Linked DNA regions of Mus musculus: region 1 is linked to region 2. The links are chromatin contacts, found by POLR2A ChIA-PET in ENCODE. All regions are on one chromosome and are shown on one strand. Each heading gives the region's core, a stretch centred on a gene start or an enhancer-like site at or near the end of the contact. The rest is flanking DNA. Distances are from core to core; before and after follow the strand shown.

The links. ChIA-PET counts read pairs that join two places held with the same protein, here RNA polymerase II (POLR2A).
Region 1: POLR2A ChIA-PET joins it to region 2 with 22 read pairs in Patski. The contact joins the promoter of Ubr2 here to the promoter of Tbcc in region 2. POLR2A ChIA-PET finds 5 or more read pairs at or near these places in 2 of 5 experiments (Patski and embryonic stem cell).

Annotation. Positions count from the first base shown.
Region 1 is chr17:47,009,251-47,012,585 of GRCm38, forward strand. It overlaps Ubr2 (ubiquitin protein ligase E3 component n-recognin 2), which reads right to left and starts at 1,282. Exons shown (of 47, transcript NM_146078.3): 1 at 892-1,282. The coding sequence starts at 969.
Region 2 is chr17:46,889,012-46,891,909 of GRCm38, forward strand. It overlaps Tbcc (tubulin-specific chaperone C), which reads left to right and starts at 1,610. Exons shown (of 1, transcript NM_178385.3): 1 at 1,610-2,898. The coding sequence starts at 1,679. The coding sequence ends at 2,704. It also overlaps a transcript of Bicral not described here.

The sequences.
Region 1 (3,335 bases), core at 32-2,531, 120 kb after region 2:
TAGGTGTCCCCTGCCCTCACTGGCAAAAGATGACGCTGAGTTTGTTGAAAGTTGTTGTCTTTGTAACTTTGCTACTTGTATCGGCGCTTGTTGATACTACATTTTAAGTCTTTACTGTGTCTGAATGGCTTAAGTTTAGGGCCTAAGGGTTCCTGATAGGCTGTGATCAACGCTATCATTAATGAGCTTGCATCTGTTCACCAAAGCTGCTTTTTCAAAGTTATATAACGTTTGTTCTCCGTCCAACTTTTCCCAACTCCTAGAAAAATTATGTATTTTTTTTTTTAAATCTGCCAGCCTCCATGCTTAGCAAACGTGTCGAGGCACCACTACATTACACACAGGCACCAAGGTTACCATCTAACGAAATAAACAAGTGCAAAACAACTTTTTAAAAAAGCACCGAGGGGGTAATGTTGGACTGTGCTGCCTGCAGCCTGGGTAAACTCCCCTCCCCGCCCCCCAGCAACAAAGTTGGAGCTGGGAGAGGATAGAATCCTTCGGCGCAGACACTGCTCCGCTTATCCTAAGAAATGGCATCAGAAGGTAAAGTAGGGCGCTTATACGACAACGTTAGGAAGCCGCTCGCTCCCATCTTCCAACAGCCAGCATATAGGGCAAAAACCCAAGTGTTGTAGACTTAATGGAGAGTGAAGCTAATTAGGGATAATGAAAGCTCTGTAGTAAGAGTCGCCGCGTATAAGGAGGATCTGAGCACCGAAGGCGCGGAGCAGGCTCGATGGCCTCCTGGGTCCTTTTCCCCACGGGACATGGCCAGCGCCGCTGTTAGCCGAAGTCAGTGGCGGGCTCCGGGATTCCCAGGACTCTGTTCCTCCCCCGGGGCGCGGCCTACGAGGGCCGGACGTAGCCCTCCCGGGCTCCCGCACTCACCCCTGCGATCTCTTCGGCAGAACATTCCAGCAAACTGCGGTCGATGGCCTGCACCTCGGGCTCCATCTCCGACGCCATCTTCTCTCCTCCTCCTCTCCCCGGGTGCTCTCGCCGCTGTCGCCTCTCCCCGGGCCTCAGCTTCGCCTCTGCTCCCGCAGCCGCGACGGTCACCCCTGTCCTGGGGCCGTCAGTCCCGGGCCGTCCGGGCTGCCGCCGAGCCGAGATGCGCGAGGAGCAAAGCGGGACGCGAACCTGCAGCGGGGACGGCAGCCGCTTGCGCGCGCGCCCGGGCTCGGCGCCCAGAAGTCAAGTCGCCTCCTCGCCCGTGACCGGGGGAAGGACACCGAGAACCCCAGGCCTGGCACTCCGGACAGCCACTACCGCGTTCAACGCCAAGAGAGGGGCAAAAACACCCAAGCGAGGGAGCAGGGCATTCTGGGTACTGTAGTCGTCCCCTGAGCGGCCAGGGAGAGAAGCGAAGCCTCTAATAAGGAGCGGCACACGAGTATCATGGGAGTTGTAGTCCATCCCCTGGCGGAAGCCTGGAAAAAGACAATTTAGAATCCGTGAGAGGGGCTTGACACCAGAAGAACGAAATAACGTTTGAGATCTCGTCTTAGTCTCTTAGTCCTATTTATTCTTGTCATTTTTTTTTTATCTCCCCAGCACCAAGAATAATCATTCCTGGCGCGATAGACACACAGCTGTCTGTCAAAAGTCTGGTATCTGATAAACCCTCAATTGTCAAAAGAATGAATGAATCGCGCGTTCTATCCCGGAGGTTCTAATGCCTTGTCATCCTGGCACTAGTCACCGAGGTGTATTTAGTACCGAGATTTTGAAAAGTTTTAAGGTACAATTGCAAGACATTTAATTTATGACCATTGATTGATATATATCCTTTTCTTTCCTTAAGTCTTGTTGCATCAGAAAAGGCGTCCAACGAATCAACTTAAAGACCAACTCTCAGAGTCAGACAACCCTGGAAGCACGCGCTTACTTCCGCGTCCAGCCTGCCTACTCCTGCGGCTGCGCGGAGGGAGAGCCAGGGCTAGAGCTGCGACTGCCATTGTTTTTTGCAGTTTCTCAAAAGGTCAAGGAAAAAAAAAAAAAAAAAAAAAAAAAAAAGACTTTAAGGTTCAATGGCAGGCCACAAAGCAACAGAAGAAATACTGGATATTTTTTTTTTTTTAGCTGCATTGCTTTAAGACTATACTGACAGAAGCAGATCTAAAAGCAGACCGATTGGAGGCTTATATACACTGACTGTAATTTGTGACATGTATTTGAATATCTTTTAAATTATCTTCGTGGAGAAGATTAGGCTCTCACAGATGACCAGACAAACCCTAATTGCCCTGTAGGAAGAGGCTGGTATCTTGTACTGGAGTTGTTAGGGTTAGACCTTGGAACCTGCGGCTCTAACAAGCTAGGCTCAAGCATATATCCTCAATATAACAATTAAAGAGATAAGCAATAATGAAGAGACAGAGAAAGGAGACTTATTCGATATAGCCACATTGGGGAGAGGGACAAAAAGGTCCAGTGACCATCTGCCCACCCTCAAGTTCACTACCTTTCAGAGTCCTGACATGAGGTTTAGTTTTAAAGAAAGGGCAGCCCTGGTCAAGGTGTGGTCCTAGTCCATCGCTGGTCCATCATTATCTTGACTCCAGTCTCTCTTGCAAGTTGTAGAAACTGTAAGACACCTCTTTCTGGGAGGCAAGCTCAAGCTCTGGTTGATGCCAGACTCCCCAGCCTTTTCCAACTCCTATTACTTGGGGGGGCCATTGTCTTAAAAGCCTGGTAGCCAAAGAGAAGAGCACAAAATGGTGGTACCTTTGTGGTTAGGGAACACAAAGGCATTAGATGAGCTAAAGTCAGGAGTGGGACCCTGGAAGAGCGTGTGTGGCGGTCTGGATGAGAATGGCCCTTCAAGGGGCTCATATATTTAAATGCTTGCTTCCCCACTGGTGGAACTGTGTGGAGGAGGTGTGTCACTAGGGGAGGGCTTTCAGGTTTCAAAAGTCCTAGCCCTTTCCAGTTAGCTCCTACCTCTGCCTACTACTTGTGGGTCAGTTGTAAACTTTCAGCTACTGCTTGAGCGCTATGCCTACCTACCTGCTTCCAGGCTCCCCCACCAAGATGTAGACTCACTCTCTGAATCTGTGAGCTGCAATAAACCCTTTCTTCTGAGATCCACCCTCACCTTCGCACACTCCTACCTTCATGCCCTTCTAAAAATGATCTAATGGCTCCATTTTCAATTCCCATGTACTCCTAGGCCTGTTTTTAAACAGGATCTCCTATGTAGCCCAAGCTGGCATGGACTTGGTACCTTCTTGACTTGGTCTCCTGAATGACGGAACAGCATTCACCACCATACCCAGGAACATTTTTATTCTTTTTTTTATTTTTTTTCCATTTTCTTGAAAGATCTCACT
Region 2 (2,898 bases), core at 360-2,859:
GTGACCACCGACCGCCCCCCTCATCGGCGCTCTGTTACAGCAGGTATACAGACAAGAACACAGTAACATGTGATCTCCCACTCCAACCCTCCACCTAGGAAAGAATTTGCCACCCAGTGACACTTGTCTTTGATTCTGTAGTGTAATGCTTTCTCTTCAATCAAGATTTTGTGCTTGAGGTTTGGATTTTTTTTTTTTTTTTATGGTTAGGAAAGGAGGCAAATGGGACGTGAGGCTTGCAACTCAAGTCTTAATGCCAACTTAATTGAATGGCTCTCGTTTCCTCCCATCTTTATCTGCAGGAAAACGCAGGCATATTGGTAAATTTTCAAATGAGTATTTTGGGCAGTTAAAAAAATCCCAATTAAAAGAACAAAAATGGAGGTTGGCAACAAGGGCGGAGATGGGGCTGAAACCGAGAACTGTATGGGCCACCGAGTCCAGAAGGCACGGTGGCTGAAGGCAGCACGCGAGGATGCCACCCGAGTCCTCGGCGGCCGCCGCCTTGGGCTTCTGCCAGGGACTGCACGGTCTTGGCTGCCCACTCGCACCTCGGGTTGGTCTGGACTTTAGGCTAGGCTCGTTCACTTCCGGTGACAAATCCCTCCCACCACCTCTAGAAATAATGTACCGTTTCCCCATCGCCTTCCTAAAGACCGCCGGCCCTATAGGGAGAAGCGAGGCGCTCCGGCTGAGGGTCTTAGCCCCGCGCGGCCAGCGGTTGCCAGCTGCGCAGGGAGTGGCTGCCACCGCGTCAGGGAGCAAGACGGTGGGGGTGGCATGTCATCCTCCCCCGCCCCCCCTCCGACTGCAGCAATTGGCCATTAAAAAAAATAATCTGTTTTTAGACTCCCCCAGGAACCCCGGAGCCCGCTCCAGCGAGGAACCCAGTCTTTCCCATAGCGGTGATTTGCGCTTTCTTCCCGCCCCAGTAACTGCCCACGGGGACCCAGACGCCCCCAGGCCGCGCCGAGCTGCAGTGGATGGGGGAGGGCAGGAAGGATGAGGGTTACCGGGGCGGCAGGGACCGGCTGAGCAAAGAGGTGATGGAAGGGAAAAGGGAAAGGGAAAAAAAAAGAGAGAGAGAGAAAGAAAGAAAAAAACCCAGAGGCATGCAAGCGGTTCCCTGGCCAGCTGTTCCAGCTGCAGCTTCCTCCGACGCGGTCCGGGAGGTGCAATAACCCCCCCCTCCATCTTTCTCGCACTACCTGTCCCCCACAACACCACAAGCACAGATTCCTCCCCACCACCCTGCAGCAGATCTCCGGCCTGTAAGGGGGTAGCAGGGAGGAGCTGGGGGGAGGGGGAGGCCTGCGAGTTTCTAACCTTGTTCTTATAAACAAACCCACATGTGCAGCTGCCGCTGCTGCAACTCACCCCACAATCCCGGATATAAGTCCTGCCCCTTTAAGAAGAAAAAAAAAAAAAAAAAAAAAGCTTCACCCGACTGCCTCCCACCCCACCCATCCACCAGGACCTTTGTCTCCCCACCCCCTCCTGTCAGCCGGCCCCGCCCTCCTTCCCGCCCCTCCAACGCGAAGAAACCAATAGGCGAGGAGAATATGGAGGGAGCTGACGTCACCGCAGCTGGCCAATCACAGCGCGCGTTGGTGGGAGGCCTCGCGCGGAGAGCGAGCGCTCGGAGGCAAGGCGGCGGGGGAGGAAGCCTGGAGTCAAGATGGAGGGTGTGGACTGCTCCATGGCTCTGGCCGACGCTGCCGCTGGCTCCCCGCGGGACCTGAGCCTGGTGCCCGAGCGACTTCAGAGGCGCGAACAGGAGAGGCAGATAGAGGTGGAGAGACGCAAGCAGAAGCGGCAGGACCAGGAGGTGGAGGAGGAGAAGAGCGGCTTCTTCGCCGCCGCCTTCGCCCGGGAGCGCGCAGCGGTCGAGGAGCTGCTGCGGGGCGAGGCGTCGGCGGAGCGGCTGGAAGAGGCGGCCAACCGGCTCCAGGGCCTGCGGAAGCTCCTGAACGACTCGGTGCTCTTCCTCGCCGCCTACGACCTGCGGCAGGGCCAGGCGGCGTTGGCGCAGCTGCAGGCTGTCCTAACGGAACGTCGCCAGGAGTTGCAGCCCAAGAAGCGCTTCGCCTTCAAGGCACGGAAGAAGGATGCTGCGGGGACCGCCCAGGTAGACGCCGCACCCGTCGCCTCGGCGGCCCCTTCTCCACCGGTGACCAAGGAGGAGGAGGGAGCTCCCGGGGCCAGCTGGGCCTGTGGCTTCTCCAACCTGGAGTCCCAAGACCTGGAGAAGAGAGCTGAAGAGCTGCACCAGCGCGACGTCCTTTTGAGCGACCTGACCAACTGCACTGTCAAACTGTGTGGCAATCCCAACACCTTGCGGCTTGCGAAGGCCCGCGGCTGCAAGGTGCTCTGCGGCCCAGTGACCACCTCTGTGTTTCTGGAGGATTGTCGAGATTGCGTCCTGGCTGTGGCTTGCCAGCAGCTCCGTGTGCACACTACCAAAGACACGCGCGTCTTCTTGCAAGTGACCAGCAGGGCTATCGTGGAGGACTGCAGCGGCATCCAGTTTGCCCCTTACACCTGGAGCTACCCGGGGATCGACAAGGACTTCCAGGACTCCGGTTTAGATAGGAGCAAAAATAACTGGGACCAGGTTGATGATTTCAACTGGCTGGCCCGAAACGTGGCCTCCCCAAACTGGAGTATTCTTCCTGAAGAGGAGAGAGACATCCAGTGGGATTGAGCACTGGCCACACTCAGTGTGATGTCCCATTCGGTTTACCTGATATTGTCTTATGTTTGCGGTGATAGGGGTTAGAAATTGTTGAAACTCCCCTCCTGTGAGTCCTATTAAATTCATAGCAGTGTAACAGACTTTTGCTGGTTTGGCCTTCCCCTGCCTCCCTTTGAGTATGACAGCGTGAAGAATTAGGGGGA